Linked DNA regions of Homo sapiens: region 2 is linked to region 1. Evidence: chromatin loops called from intact Hi-C (ENCODE). Cell type or tissue: IMR-90. All regions are shown on one strand. Each heading gives the region's core, and the rest is flanking DNA. Links, peaks and the distances in the headings are about the cores only.

What was found. Hi-C counts contacts between places; a loop is a spot of excess contacts. Peaks named below come from ENCODE experiments on the same cell type or tissue, not always from the same donor. Only the 100,000 strongest peaks of a DNase experiment are listed, where the experiment ranks them.
Region 2: a loop joins it to region 1, with 2.8 times the contacts of the local background. A loop is called at or near these places in 4 of 110 quality-filtered maps.

Annotation. Positions count from the first base shown.
Region 1 is chr3:125,581,581-125,589,920 of GRCh38, forward strand. It overlaps OSBPL11 (oxysterol binding protein like 11), which reads right to left. Exons shown (of 13, transcript NM_022776.5): 2 at 1,330-1,398. Among named protein-coding and RNA genes, the nearest start is that of OSBPL11, 9.7 kb to the right of the region's middle. In IMR-90, for the core only: CTCF peaks have their summits at 1,357 (motif pointing left) and 4,231 (motif pointing left); a DNase peak (open chromatin) is centred at 4,201.
Region 2 is chr3:125,461,115-125,469,454 of GRCh38, forward strand. It overlaps SNX4 (sorting nexin 4), which reads right to left. Exons shown (of 14, transcript NM_003794.4): 9 at 8,340. Among named protein-coding and RNA genes, the nearest start is that of SNX4, 55 kb to the right of the region's middle. In IMR-90, for the core only: no CTCF peak of the experiment used is centred there; no DNase peak of the experiment used is centred there; H3K27ac peaks cover 153 bases.

The DNA of each region.
Region 1 (8,340 bases), core at 44-8,043:
AGCTACTTGGGAGGCTGAGACAGAAGAATCACATGAACCCTGGAGGCAGAGGTTGCGGTGAGCTGAGATTGCACCACTACACTGCAGCCTAGGTGACAGAGTGAGACTCCATCTCAAAAAAAAAAAAAAAAAAAAAAAAGTAACTCTAAAAAGGGCTGGATGAGTTGAGATTGCTTGAATCCAGGAGTTCGAGACCAGTCTGGCCAACATGGCAAAACCCTGTCTTTACAAAAAAAAATACAGAAATTAGATGGGTGTGGTGGTGCATGCCTGTAGCTCCAGCTACTTAGGAGGCTGGGGCAGGAGGATGATTTCAGCCCGAGGTGGAGGTTACAGTGAGCTGAGATCATGCCACTATACTCCAGCCTGGGCAACAGAGCAAGACCCTGTCTCAAAAATAATTAATTAATTAATTAATATAAAATAAAAAGTAACTCTAAAAAGTTTTAAACTTTTAAAATTCATGTTGGGTGGCCAGGTGTGGTGGCTCACGCCTGTGATCCCTGCACTTTGGGAGGCCAAGACGGGTAGATCACCTGAAGTCAGGAATTCGAGACCAGCCTGACCAACATGGTGAAACCCCGTCTCTATTAAAAATACAAAAATTAGCTGGGTATGGTGGCGCATGCCTGTAATTCCAGCTACTCAGGAGGCTGAGACAGAAGAATCACTTGAACCCCGGAGGCAGAGGTTACAGTGAGCCGAGATCATGCCATTGCACTCCAGCTGGGTGACAGAGCGAGACTCCGTCTCAAAAAAAAAAAAAAAATTCATGTTTGGGTTTGGAGAAGTCTGGCATTCTACGTTAGCCTGTTCTATAATAGAACTTGGTAGACAATTTGATCCCGTTTAATATGCCTGCCCCACAACTACAATTCTATAAAGTATTTGAGATAGCTGGTTTTCCTGCTTCCTGACAGCTTGTGTGACCCTTGGCTGGTTACTTAACCTCTTCAAGATCCCAGAGAAGCTGTGAATCTGGCATAAGATGGGAACCTAACACAAATGTGTTTGCTGTCTCCAAACCCCTATTTCTCTTCCCCTAAGAACCTAACTTCTGCAAGTATACAATGCCCAAGCCAGGTAACAAGTGATTCTAATCCTCATTTAATAGTAACATCTGAGGCATTTAGAGGCTGCTACTTGGACAGATGTCAACTTTTCCCACCCTCTAAGAAGAAGTCACCAAACTTTTAGAAGCTGTGGGAAATCCTTCTCTAAAAGGTTTCCCAGCCATGTCTGTCTAAAGTAATATCAAAATATAAAATTATTGGGCCCTATTCCTGCTCTCTTAGGAGAGACTGATGTGACACAAATAATCACACTTACCTGTACTGCCACCCAGTGACAAGGTTGGTATACTTCATTAAATAGCCATACACATTTTCCATGTGATCACTATTTCAAAATGAAAAAGCCAAAGTTAGTAAAAATTAGAAGAAATCCCAGGAGGATAATGGTACAATTTTCAAAATAGCTGCAGATACATATATGCTCTATAAATGCCTCAAATTTTATTGAGAAGTAAAATGTATAGGTCAACAGAGGCATTTAATCTCCCAAATTTCATATCTATAGGACTTCATCAATTTCCTCAAAACAAGTACAATACCTCATAAATTATATATTATTATAAATATTCCAAATGTAAAATCATTATACAAATATAAAATTACATAAACATAAAACAAATATACTATAAGTATTATAAGTGGGATGGCCGGGCACAGTGGCTCGAACCTGTAATCCCAGCACTTTGGGAGGCCAAGGCAGGAGGATCACTTGAGGTCAGGAGTTCAAGACCAGCCTGGTCAACATGGCGAAAACCCATCTCTACTAAAAATACAAAAATTCATCGGGCGTGGTGGTGTGTGCCTGTAGTCCCAGCTACTTGGGAGGCTGAGGCAGGAGAATCACTTGAACCCAGGAGGTGGAGGCTGCAATGAGCTGAGATCTCACCACTGCACTCCAGCCTGGGCAACAGAGTGAGACTCCGTCTCCAAAAAAAAAAAAAAAAAAAAAAAAAAGGGCTGAGTGCAGTGGCTCACACATGTAATCCCAACACTTTGGGAGATCAAGATAGGGGGATCACTTGAGCCCAGGAGTTTGAAACCAGACTGGGCAACATAATGAGACACTGTCTCTCTTTATTAAATACGTAAAATAAATAAATAAGAATAATAAATAAAGCCCACAACTAGAGGAAAGAATTCTTCTGTAGAAATACAGCCACTTGGGTTTCTGCTAGAGTTCTTATACTTCCGGCCCAGGTCGCAATCAAGTTGTTTATTTCAGTTATTTTGAGATACATTGCTTAGAAAAGCAGAGAGCTATATTTTTTGTTTGGCTCCCCTATCTTCCCCAGGCTTCAGGCTTAAGCAGCTCTTTGAGGCCATAGAAAACCCAATGCCCCAGACTCTGTCTCAAAAAAATTCCCTAAAGAGCTCCTCCTCTGTTTTAGGTACTTAGTACACAGCTCAGCTTCCCGAAAAACTTATTCTTGGCCGGGCATGGCAGCTCACGCCTGTAATCCCAGCACTTTTGGAGGCCGGGGCAGGTGGATCACCTAAGGTCAGGAGTTCGAGACCAGCCTGGCCAACATGGTGAAACCCCATCTCAACAAAAAATACAAAAAATTAGCCAGGTGTGGTGGCACGTGCCTGTAATCCCAGCTACTTGTGAGGCTGAGGCAGGAGAATCGCTTGAACCCAGGAGGCAGAGGTTACAGTGAGCCGAGACTGCACCACTGCACTCCAACCCGGGTGGCAGAGTGAGACTCCATCATAAACAAAAACAAAAATAAAAAAACAGAAAAACTTACTCTTTCTCCATTCTGTCCAGTTGCTCCATAATCTGAATATTTGCTTACATTCTGCATCAATCCATAAGAGGTTTGAGGTAGTATACAACCTAAATATTTTCTCAAAGTGCCAAGATATTTCATAATTCGCCATTTTGGGAACTACTCTTTAATCTAGGTTCTCTACACCAAGCTTTCATTACTACATAAATGTCAAGTCATAGCCATTAGCATGTAATAAAAAATATCACAACTGAGTTACAGTTCAATTCCTCTGGCTTTAAGACTGTATGTATTCTTCAAATGTATGTGAACTATGGGGCAAAACCTTCTTAAAACCTTATATATACTTACCTATACCTGAGAAAAACAAAATTTTTATTTCAAAGCAATAAACAAAATACATCATCTTTATTTAGTCACTACTCTCATATTACTGAAGGTACTCCCCATTTTGGTCATATCTAATTATCTATATCACTCATTTAACAGCTCAAGTGACCCTCCTACCTCAGCATCTGAGTAGCTGCAACTACAGGAACGTACAACCATGCCCAGTTAATTTTTAATTATTTTTGTGGGGATGGGGGGGTCTCACTATGTTGCCCAGGCTGCTCTCAAACTCCTGGGCTCAAGCGATCTTTCCACTTTGGCTTCCTAAAGTGTTGGGATTACAGGCATGAGCCACAAATTTTTTAAAGTGTACAATTTCAGTAACATCAATCGCTAAAAAGATCCCACGTGTATCTCTTTTTTTTATTTTTAATTGCGACAGAGTCTCGCTCTTTTGCCTAGGCTGGAGTGCAGTGGTGTGATCTCAGCTCACTGCAACCTTCGCCTCTGGGGCTCATGCGATTTTTCTGCCTCTGCCTGCCAAGTAGCTGGGACTACAGGCACCTGCTACCATGCCCACCTAATTTTTGTATTTTTAGTAGAGATGGAGTTTCGTAAAGATGGGTTGGCCAGGCTGGTCTCAAACTCCTAGCCTCAAGTGATCAGCCTGCCTCAGCCTCCCAAAGTGCTGGGATTATAGGTATGAGCCACTGTACCTGGCTCTAAGTGTATCTTCATATTTCACATCATAGTAATGTTCTGTTTAATTTTCTAATGTTATTAATATTTTGCTGATTCATATATCTAAAGAGTTAGCTTTCTGAAAAAAAAAAAAACAAAACTATAAGGATATTGACATGGTTTATTTGGTAGTAGCATAAAGTTAGTTTCAAAAGAGGCAGAAATTCAAGTAAGTAAACTGCTGGCTTATTTTTATTATATAAAACAGCTGTCTCCAGGTTACAAAGAACCAACTTGAAAACATCCTATTCTTTGGAACAGCTGGTTGCAATGTCCCTCCCTCATTCTTCCCCTTTTCCATGTATCCCAAGAAATAGCCACTATCGAAGGCAACCAGCTGGTGTGGAACAACTGTGCCATCTGGTGGTCAGCATAAAAAGTGCTCTGTGACTGAACATCTGATTCACACTTTCTTTTCTTCTACTGTCTTATAATTGAGTTACTACACAGTATCTCTAACTCTCATGCTTTATTCCTATCTAAAATGTGTGAATTTTCAGGGCCTGGTGTAGTGCCTCATGCCTGTAATCTCAACACTTTGGGAGGCCAAGGTGGGACAATTCCTTGAGTCCAGGAGTTTGAGACCAGCCTGGGCAACATAGGGAGACCCACCCCATCTCTAAAAACAGTAAATAAAATAAAATGTGCAAATTTTTATAGAATATTTTTAATGTGTGTCTGTTAATATTAATAAAATCTAGCTACTGAAGTGGGAACATACCACATATCTGATTATATTATACTATTTTGTGTTCTATAAAATAGAAGTGATGGTCCAAAACAGACTAATACACTAAAAAATAAGCTATGATAAAGTTAATTTCTTCTTCAGTCCTCCAAAAACTTCACTGCTCAAGAAACTGGGTATATTTCTAATCTTTTAAACTTGTTAACATTTAATTGGGATTAGTAGTGGAAGCTGATAGTCTATAAAAATAACTGATTAAACTGTGCTAAGTGGCTTTATTATATTGTGTTTAGTTTGATACTCATTTTCTCTTAAATATCTTAAAAATAACTGCTTCAATTCTTTAATCTCCATTACTATAACATACATATTTCTTTTTTTTTTTTTTGAGATGGAGTCTCGCTCTGTCACCCAGGCTGGAGAGCAGTGGTGCAATCTTGGCTCACTACAACCTCCGCCTGCTGTGTTCAAGTGATTCTCCTGCCTCAGCCTCCCGAGTAGCTGGGAGTACAGGTGCGTGTGTGCCACCATGCCTGGCTACTTTTTCTATTTGTAGTAGAGACGGGGTTTCATCATGTTGGTCAGGCTGGTCTCGAACTCCTGACCTCGTGATCCGCCTGCCTCGGCTTCCCAAAGTGCTGGGATTATAGGCGTGAGCCACCGTGCCCGGCAATATACTTATTTCTCAACCTTTCTTTATCAGACTTAAGATAGATAAAAGTTTTTAAAATTAAGCTACCTTTTAAACAGTTTCAAATCCTTTCAACTCAAAACAATTACTCAATACCTACTAAAGCACAGCACTCTGAAAAACCATTGAAAAGCATAAGAAAATCAAAAAGGCAATAACTAATAACTCTCCATCTCAAATCTATAATCTAATCTAAGAGAAATATATCTCCTTGAAGAAAAAGGCAGTAACATGGGTTCCTGCTACTGGAAAAGACACACAATGGGACTACATTTGCAGCTGCCATACAAATAAAAAAGGCATTAAACAAATACAGAGGATTCAGTAGTGAGTGAGAAGGCTGAAATGACTAGATTTGATGACTGATTAGATGTGAAGTGAGACAGAAAGAATGAAAGTGAGAGAGAAAGGACAAGAGCAACACTCAGATTTCCAGCTGGAACAACTGGGTGGATAACTAATGCCTTCACTGAGATAGGGATCGCAGAGAAATTTTGGATTTGTTCCAACTTAAGATGTTAAATTTAATGAACCTGCAGGACTATACAGGGAGATATCCAGTAAGGCAGCATGATTAGGGCTTGGTAGTCATCAGCATATAAGCATATAACTGGTATTTGAAGTTACAGCAGTAAATAAGGTCACTCAGGAAGTATTACGAAATGGCAAGAGATGGGCAGGGTCTAAGAGAGATCTCTAAGGAAAAGTTTTAAGGGCAAGGGGAATACAGAGAAGAAATCAGGAACAACTGAGTAGTGGGAAGAAAACTAGGAGTATGGAAAGACAGAAACCAGAGAAAGTGTTTCAAGATAAGTCTGTGGTCAAGAATATTCAGTGGGCAGGTGCCTTCACTCACACCTGTAATCCCAGCACTTTGGGAGGATCACTTGAGCCAGGAGTTTGAGACCAGCCTGGGCATCACAGTGAGATCCTGTCTCTACAAAAAAAATTAAAAATTAGCCAGGCAGGGTGGCACACACCTGTAATCCCAGCTACTCAGGACACTGAGATGGGAGGATTGCTTGAGCCCAGGAAGTGGAGGCTGCAGGGAGCTGCAATCGTGCCATTGCACTCCAGCCTGGGAAACAGAGCAAGACTCTGTCTCAGGCCAGGCACAGTGGCTCATGCCTATAATCCCAGCACTTTGGGAGGCTGAGGTGGGTGGATCACTTGAGGTCAGGAGTTCAAAACCAGCCTAGCCAACATGGTAAAACCCTATCTCTACTAAAAATACAAAAATTAGCTGGGCGTGGTGGTGCATGCCTGTAGTCCCAGCTACTTGGGAGGCTGAGGCAGGAGAATTGCTTGAAACTGGGAGGCGGAGGTTTCACTGAGCCAAGATCCTGCCACTGTACTCCAGGCTGGGCGTCAGAGTAAGACCCTGTCTCAAAAAAAAAAAAAAAAAAAAAGAGAAGTTCAGTGCTACTGATAAAGTAAGATATGACAAAGACTGAGAAGACTCATTAGACTTAAAACCCAGAGATAACAGTTTAATGGAATGATGAGGGCAGTCAGCTGGAAGTAACATCAGAGGTTGACGATAATGTCAAGAGGTTCTCCAGCTTGTAGACAACTGAGCTATGGGATTTCTCAGGCTCCACAGTCATATGAGCCAATTCCTCATAATCTCTCTCTATATATATCTACCTATTGGTTCTATTTTCCTGGAAAAGCCAAATAGCGATACCTTAAGGTATTTAACTACAGGCAGGAATCCAAGTTGTAGTCAGTAAATATGAGGTACCAGGCAAGTCACATGTCAAAATCCATACTTTCAACTAGGCAAAAAGTATCCTCCCAAAAGGCTTAGCACTTTGGTCCATTCTCTGGATAAGAAATAGCATGAAGCGGGGAGTGGCTTGCTTAGCTGAGGAAAAGGCTAATGACATTAAGAGATATTCCTCGCAACAGCTAGTGTGTAGCCTGGGATATAATGTTTATTTGCTGAATGAATTAAGCAATGGGAAGAAAGAAACAGAATTTTTCTATGAAGCCATGAGGCAATTCTCAGTAACCTGCCCACCTCCTCCCCAAAAAATTCAACTCGCAGACTGTATACTCAAAATCGCAAACAAAATAAAGTCTAACTGTATTTTAATCTATGACAAAAAGTATAAAGTCAAGAGAGGGGTCCTCCCTCCTGCCAAGAGTCTTAAAAATGTTAGCACTCTTTGGCCCTAGAATTTCACTTTTAGGTATCCCATCTATGACAAATGATTAGAAATGTAGACAAAGCCGGGTGCGGTGGCTCACGCCTGTAATCCCAGTACTTTAAGAGGCCTAGGCAGGCAGATCGCCTGAGGTCAGGAGTTCGAAATCAGCCTGGCCAACATGGTGGAACCCCGTCTCTACCAAAAATATAAGAATTAGCCGGGTGGCACCTGCCTGTACCCAGCTACTCGGGAGACTGAGGCACAAGAATCGCTTGAACCCAGGAGGCAGAGGTTGTGGTGAGCCAAGATTGCACCATTGTGCTCTAGCCTGGGCAACAAGAGTGAAACTCCATCTCAAAAAAAAAAAAAAAAAACAAAACAGAAAAGATATGTAGTGCAAAAATGTAAGGAAACTAAGAAATCACAGCACATTATTAATAAACCAACTCTTGCTCCTCAAGACTTGGTATATTTTTAACTAGATTTTGGAATAATATTTTATAGTTTCCAGTTACATGCCTACAATTATCTTTCTCTTGTTTTTACCAGCATCTATAGCAGATGTCAGATACAGAAAACAAAAACTAGAGTGTAGAAATATGTATCAATTTTCCTTTAACCCCTGCAGAGGAAAAAAAAAAAAAAAGCAGACATTTATGACTTTTTCTTCAAATCAACTCAGAAGAAGAGGTAAAACCTCTAAGACCATGAACATTCATTTATATTTAGGCCAATCTCATTTTCCCATCCGCGAACAGGCACTTTTCCTTATAATAGTATTGACAGTGGAAGAAACCACAAAATTATTGTGGTCTGACCACAAAAATTATTTCTATACTACACATTTGCAGACTTTTACACATTTACTGAAAAGTATAGCTGTTTGCTAATGAGGAAAATAGATTTATCTGTTAATATGATTAGCCAGTGAGGA
Region 2 (8,340 bases), core at 98-8,097, 120 kb before region 1:
ACTTGGGAGGCTGAGGCAGGAGAATCTCTTGAACCCGGGAGGAGGAGGTTGCAGTGAGCCAAGATCATACCAGTGCACTCCAGCCTGGGTGACACAGCAAGACTCTGTCTCAAAAACAAACAGACAAACAAACAAACAAAAAACAGCAATTCTAAGTGTGGCCCACAGATAATTTGCTACCCATCAGTGATGTTGTAAGTACAGACAGTGAGAATTAGCGTTTAGAATCACTGACAGCAATGTGTAATTACCATGATGATTTTATTGAATTTTACCAAAATGTTTTGGTCAGCAATGACTTAGAAATAAACAAACAAAAAAATGGTCTTTTTCATAGGCAGTTTAAGAAGCTTGTAAGACTGTAATATCTTTTGTTCAAAGACATACATAAAAGGGCTACAAAATCTGTAGAAAGAATAAGAGTTTGGTATAATTGGTATACATATGTTCTTGGTTGCAATTATTTATTATAATGATGCCAAATAGCTACAAAAGAAAAAGTAGAGTAAATAAAGGTTGGAGAAAATTTTAGAAGCTTATTTTATACTAATTTTTTTTTTTTTTTGAGACGGAGTCTCACTTTGTCGCCCAGGCTGGAGTGCAGTGGCGCGATCTTGGCTCACTGCAAGCTCTGCCTCCCGGGTTCACGCCATTCTCCTGCCTCAGCCTCCCAAGTAGCTGGGACTACAGGTGCCTGTCACCACGCCCAGTTAATTTTTTGTATTTTTAGTAGAGAAGGGGTTTCACCGTGTTAGCCAGGATGGTCTCGATCTCCTGACCCACTCGCCTCAGCCTCCCAAAGTGCTAGGATTACAGGCGTGAGCCACAGCGCCCGGCCATTTTATACTAATTCTTAATAGCAACCTCTGCTTTGATTGGGAGACTCCCTCAATGTCATCCCAGTTTCATTCCTGCGCATGAGTCTTCATTTGTACAGAATGTGATGGCTCCCACATTGCTTCTCCAAACCATACAAGCACATGTCTCAACACCTCTAGGAAATTTTCCCAGACTGCTTTAGTCTTTAGTCATCATTCTACTTTCGTTCCCTTATCAACAATTTGAACTTAAATTTTATCAAAGTCATATCCCATGTGTTGGTTTTTTTAAAAGTGATTCTTATTTATTTGAATTATCTATTTGTTGAGCATCTACAATGTGCCAATTGATAGGCTGACTGTGACAAATCTAGTGACAAGAGAAAACTCGGTACTAAAGCCAGGGCAGATGGAAAAGCTGTAACTGGAGATTGTACACTAGAACCCAGGAGTTCGAGACCAGCCTGGGCAACATGGCAAGACCCTGTCTCTACAAAAAATACAAAAATTAGCTGGACATGGTAGTGCATGCCTATAGTCCCAGGTGCTCAGGAGGCTAATTTGGGAGGAATGCCTGAGCCCAGGAGGTCCAAGGCTGCAGTGAGCTGTGAATGTGCCATTGTATTCAAGCTGGGGTGACAGAGTTAGACTCTGTCTCACCAAAAAAAAAAAAAAAAAAAAAAAGAGAGAAGAAACCATAGCTGATACAAGGTATTGTAATTTAATATAAAATTGTATGAAATACATGGCAAGTTGCAGTTTATCAGATACATTTAATTACACACACCATTCCACTGTTTAGTTCCTTTTAGATTGACATTAGATAAGGAATTACCAGATCTAGATAATGCAGGACAAGTGAGCCCCAAAATTGGAGGTTAGCCCAGGAGGGTTATCAGCTTCGCCCAGGAAAGAATTCAAGGGTGAGCCGGTGGTGTCAGGTGGAAACCTTTTATTGAAGAGCACTGCTCCTTGAGGAGCAGGACTAACTCATAGGCAGTACACCTAGAGTCGGCCTCGTGTGTTGGTTTTATTTCTCTGATAGCATTGTAAATTCCATAAGGACAGGGGCTATGTGTATGTACTACTTCTGTGTGATACAACAGGTATCCTTCTTTCAAATTAATTCTGGTTCCTTCGCATGGACACACTTTATGTCTCTAGACCTGCCTCATCAAGTTTATTGAAGTTGTAAGACAAAATAAACAAAACTATGCTAAGGGTCATTTGAAAAGCAATGTGCTTACAGGATTTATGTAAGCAGTGAACATATACATTCTGTAAGTACAAACTTACAGCTATGAGAGTGAATAATTTCTTATATGTGACTGGAAAAAAGTCTTGAGAATCACTATTAAGAGTAGGAAAACCTGCCTTTAGTTCCTAAGTCTATGATTCTGGAAGAGTTAATGTGAAGAAAACAAAGAGGACTTGTGGCCTGAAGATAGGAAACACAGTGTAGGGAGAAACTGGAACATCCTAGGGTGGGGAAGTATAAATGATAAAGATTTTTAGATCTCAGTACTCAGAATTTTATTTAACACTTTCATAAATCAACTGAAGGGATAATCCTAAATTCTTGGAAACATTGAAATGCCAAATCAAGAGACCACAGGACAACTTAGGGTTAAACAAAATAGTTGAAAAAAGTAGCTAGTTGGTTTGGAACATGGCCTAAGGAAAAGTAATATTTAGATAAACACATTTTTTCTTTTTTCTCTCCTAGCTTTAAAGTATAATTAAAGAACTGTATGTATTTACAGTGTACAATGTGATGTTTTGATGTATGTATACATCATGAAATGATTAAATGAAGCTAATTAACATATCCATCACCTGACATACTTGGCATTATTTTTGTGGTGAGAATATTTAAGATCTATTTTTTGTCTTTTTGAATCACAGGAGTTCTTTCTATACTATGGTTAGAAATGTTTGCTCCTATACTTGCTTCTTCACTGTCTTAATAGTGTCGCTTTTTAAAAAATAGTAAAGGCCTGGCGGGGTGGCTCATGCTTGTAATCCCAGCACTTTGAGAGGCTATGACGGTGGATTACTTGAGCCCAGGAGTTTGAGACCAGCCTGGGTAACACAGTGAGACCCTGTATCAATTTATATTAAAATTTTAAAAAATAGTAAAACATACATAATATAAAATTTACCTTGTTAATAATTTTTAAGTATACAACTCAGTGGTATTAAGTATATATACACTGTTGCATAATCATTACCACCACCCACCTCCATAATTTTCTCATCGTCTGCAACTGAAACTCTGCACCCCATTTAACTCTCAATTTCTTGCTCCTTCAATGGTATCAAATGGTAAATTGGTCATCAAAATTTAAACAAAAATTTTAAATTTGATGAAGACCAATTTGCCATTTAAAGTAATTTTTTCTTTTCATATCCTTCTTAACAATGTTTTCCACTATAAGCTATACTTTTACCTTTTACAATTATGTGTATGAGCCGAATTGAATTAGTTTTGTGTCAAGTGTAAGATAAGGCTCAAGGTTTTTTTTTTTCCATGTAGATATCCAGTTATTCCAACACCATTTGTTGAAATGAGCTATAGAAGTGTGAGTCTATTTCTGTACAGAATTCTGTTCCATTGATCTATTTATCTTTCTTTTTTTTTTTTTTTTTTTTTTTTTTGAGACACAGTCTCACTCTCACCCAGGTTAAAATGCAGTGACAGGATCATGACTCAACTGCAGCCTTGACTTTCTGGGCTCAAGTGATCATCCCACTTCAGCCTCCCGAGTAGCTGGGAGTACAGGTACATGCCACCACTCCCTGCTAATTTTTGTAGTTTTGGTTTTTTTGAGACAAAGTCTTGCTCTGTCACCCAGGTTGGAGTGCAGTGGTGCAATCTTAGGCTCACTGCAACCACTGCCTCCTTGGGTTCAAGTAATTCTCCTGCCTCAGCTTCCTGAGTAGCTGGGACTACAGGTGCACATCACCACACCTGGCTAATATTTATATTTTTAGTAGAGACAGGGATTCACCATGTTGACCAGGCTGGTCTTAAACTCCTGACCTCACATAATCCACCCACCTTGGCCTCCCAAAGTACTAGGATTACAGGCTTGAGCCACCATGCCGGGCCTAATTTTTGTAGTTTTTTGTAGAGACAGGGTTTTGCCATGTTGCCCAGGCTGATCTCAAACTCCTGGACTCCAGGGATCTACTCACGTTTGCCTGCCAAAGAGCCGGGATCACAGCATGAGCCACTGTACCTGGTCAATCTGTTTAACTTTATGCCAATACCTCACTATCTTCATAACTTAGCTTTATAGTAAATCTTTTTTTTTTTTTTGGGAGGTGGGGACAGAGTTTCACTCTTGTCACCCAGGCTGGAGTGCAATGGTGCAATCTCGATTCACTGTAGCCTCCGCCTCCTGGGTTCAAGTGATTCTCCTGCCTCAGCCTCCTGAGTAGCTGGGATTACAAGCGCCTGCCACCACACCTGGCTAATTTATTTTGTATTTTTAGTAGAGATGGGGTTTCGCCATGTCAGCCAGGCTGGTCTTGAGCTCCTGGTCTCAGGTGATTCACCCGCCTCAGCCTCCCAAAGTGCTGGGATTACAGGTGTGATACACTGTGCCCGGCCTAGTAAATCTTGAAAGTAATATATTCCAGTTTTGTTCTTTGTCAAGATTGTTGTAGCTATTCTAGGTTCTTTAAATGTCCATATAAACTTTTACTTTTTATTTTATTTTTTTGAGACAAAGTCTCACTCTGTCACCTAGGCTGGAGTGCAGTGGTGTGGTCTCGGCTCACTGCAACCTCTGCCTCCCGAGTTCAAGTGATTCTCCTGCCTCAGCCTCCCAAGTGGCTAGGACTATAGGCATGCGCCACCACACCCGGCTAATTTTTGTATTTTTAGTAGAGACAGGGTTTCACCATGTTGGCCAGCCTGGTCTCAAACTCCTGACCTTAAGTGATCCACCTGTCTCGGCATCCCAAACAGCTGAGATTAAAAGTGTGAGCCATTGTGCCCGGCCCATGTAAACTTTAGAATTAGCAATTTGGGGAGAACTGACATCTTAACAATGCCTTCCAATCCATGAACATAGTTTATCTTTCCATTTATTTAGGTTTTAATTTCTCTCAGCAATGTTTTATGTAGTTTTCACTGTAGAGGTCTTTCATATCTTTCATTAAATTAATACCTAAGTTTTATGTTTTGATGTTATCATAAATAGCATTATTTTAAATTTTTTATTTTCAAATTGTTGCTAGTATATAATAGATTTTTAGATATTAAACTTGCATCCTGCATCTTAATTAAATTCAGTTGTTGGTTAGCCATATGCAGATTTAAACTGGACCCCTTCCTGTTATCACATACAAAAATCAACTCAAGATAGACTAAGGACTTAAATGTAAAACCTATAACTATTAACAAAAAAAAAAAAAAGAAAACCTAGTAAATACCATTTGGGACATAGGCTATGGCAAAGATTTCATGATGAAGACTCCAAAAGCAATTGCAACAAAACAAAAAATGACAGTTGGGACCTAATTAAACTAAAGAGCTTCTGCACAGCAAAAGAAACTATAAACAGAGTAAACAGATAACTTACGAAATGGGAGAAGATATTCCCAAACTATGTTATCTGACAAAGGTTTAATATCCAGAATCTATAAGGAACTTAAACAAATTAACAGGCAAAAAACAGCTCAATTTAAAAATGGGCAAAGGAGGCCAGGCGTGGTGGCTCACACCTGTAATCCCACACTTTTGGGAGGTTGAGGCAGGAGAATCGCTTGAACTGGGGAGGAGGAGGCTGCAGTAAGCTGATAGCACCACTGTTCTCCAGCCTGGGAGACAGAGTAAGACTCTGTTTAAAAAAAGAAAAAAAGCCGGACGCAGTGGCTCACGCCTATAATCCCAGCACTTTGGGAGGCTGAGGTGGGCGGATCATGAGGTCAGGAGTTTGAGACCAGCCTGGCCAATATGGCAAATCCCCGTCTCTACTAAAAATACAAAAATTAGCTGGGTGTGGTGGCACATGTCTGTAGTCCCAGCTACTTGGGAAGCTGAGGCAGAAGAATCACTTGACCCCGGGAGGTAGAGGTTGCAGTGAACTGAGATGGTGCCACTGCATTCCAGCCTGGGTGAAAGAGTGAGACTCTGTCTTCCAAAAAAAAAAAAAAAAAAAGGGCCAGGTGCGGTGGCTTACCCCTGTAATCCAAGCACTTCGGGAGGCTGAGTTGGGCAGATCACTCAAGCCCAGGAGTTTGAGACCAGTCTGGCCAAAATGGCAAAACCCTGTCTCTACTAAAAATACCAAAATTAGCCGGGTGTGGTGGTGGGCGCCTGTAATCCCAGCTACTCGGGAGGCTGAGTCAGGAGAATTGCTTGAACCTGGGAGGCAGAGGTTGCAGTGAGCCAAGATTGCGCCACGGCACTCCAGCCTGGGTGACAGAGTGAGACTCCATCTCAGAAAAAATGAAAACAAAAATAAACATAAAAATAAAGGAGTGGGGGGAAGGATATGAACAGATACTTCTCAACAGAAGACATACATGTGGCCAACAAACATGAAAAAATACTCAACATCATTAAATAAATGAAAATCAAAACCACAATGAGATACCATCTCACGCTAGTCAGAATGGTTATTATTATTATTTTTTTTAACTTAAATAACAGAGACTTGTTCTTGCTATGTTTCCCAGGCTGGTCTTGAACTCCTAGGCTCAAGAGATCTGCCCACCTCAGCCTTCTACAGTGCTGGGATTACAGGCGTGAGCCACTGCACCTGGCCAGAATGGTTATTACTAAAAGGTCAAAAAATAACATGCTGGCAAGGTTGCAGAGAAAGAGGAACACACACTGCTGTTGGGAAAGTAAATTAGTTCAGCCACTGTGAAAAGCAGTCTAGAGATTTCTCAAAGAACTTAAAATAGAAGTACCATTCAACCCAGCAGTCTCCCAGTACTGGGTCTATATCCCCCAAAATATAAATTATTCTACCATAAGGATACATGCACGCCTGTGTTCACTGCAGCAGTATTCACAATAGCGAAGACATGGAATCAACCTAAATGCCATGAACGGTGGACTGGATAAAGAAACTGTGGTACATGTATACCATGGAATACTACACAGCCATGTAAGAGAATAGATGCAGCAATAAGGATGCAGCAACATGGATGCAGCTGGAGGCCATTATCCTAAGTGAATTAACACAGGAACAAAAAACCAAGTATCACATATTCTCATTTATAAGTGGGAGTTAAACATTCAGTACACGTGGATTACAAAGAAGAGAACAACAGAAATCAATGCCTACTTAAGGGTGGAGGTTAGGAGGAGGGTGAGAATCGAAAAACCACCTCTCAGGTACTAAGCTTACTGGGTGATGAAATGATCTGTACACCAAATCCCCATGTCAGGCAATTTACAAACCTGCACATGTAACCCCTGAACCTATAATAGAAGTTGGAAAAAATAAAATTAATTCAGTTGTTGGCCAGGTGTGCTGGCTCCCGCCGCTAATCCCAGCACTTTGGGAGGTTGAGATGGGAGAATCCCTTGAGGCCAGAAGTTTGAGACCAGCCTGGGAAACACAGCAAGACCCCATCTCTAAAAAAAGAAAAAAAAAAATTTAATTCAATCTGGGAACAGCGGCTCATGCCTGTAATCCCAGCACTTTGGGAGGCCAAGGCAGGAGGATTGCTTAAGGCCAGGAGTCCAAGATCGACCTGGGCAACATAGCAACACTCTGCCTCTACAAAAAAATAAAAAATAATTAGCCAGGCGTGGTGGCATGCACCTGTAGTCCTAGCTACTTGGGAGGCTGAGGTGGAAGGTGTGCTTGAGCCCAGAAGGTTGAAGCTGCAGTGAGCTGTGATTGTACCAATACCCTCCAGCCTGGGCAACAAAGTAAGACCTAGTCTCTTTAAAAAAAAAAAAAAAAAAAAATCAGTTGTTAGTTCTACAATGTTTTTGGTTGATTGTTTATGGTTTTCTGTGTAAAAGACCTTTCAACTGAAAATATAGTTTTGCTTCTTCCTAATATTTAGGGCTCTTATTTAATTTTCTTGTCTCACCATATTGAGTAGGACCTCCAGTACAATGTTTACTAAAAGCGGCAAGAGCAAACAACCTTGCCTTTTTCTTGACCTTAAGAGAAAGCCTCAATATTTCACTATTAAGTACAATATTGGCTATAAATTTTAGACTGAGAAAATTCCCTTTTATTCCTAGTTGATGAGACTTTTTACTGTAAATGGGTGTTAAAATTCATCAAATGCTTTTTCTACATGTATGGAAATGAACATACCTTCAATGTTTTCATCTTCATTCTGTTAAAATATGAATTAGATGGATTTTCAAATGTTAAACTAACTTTGCATTCCTGAGATAAATTTAAGTCAGATATGTACACATAGAGCGCAATATAAATGCCAGCAAACTTGATAAAAACAGAAGAATAGAAGAGTCACTAATGCTTCACTACAGGACTTCACCTCAGGCTTCACAAAAGTTCTCGAGGTACTTACA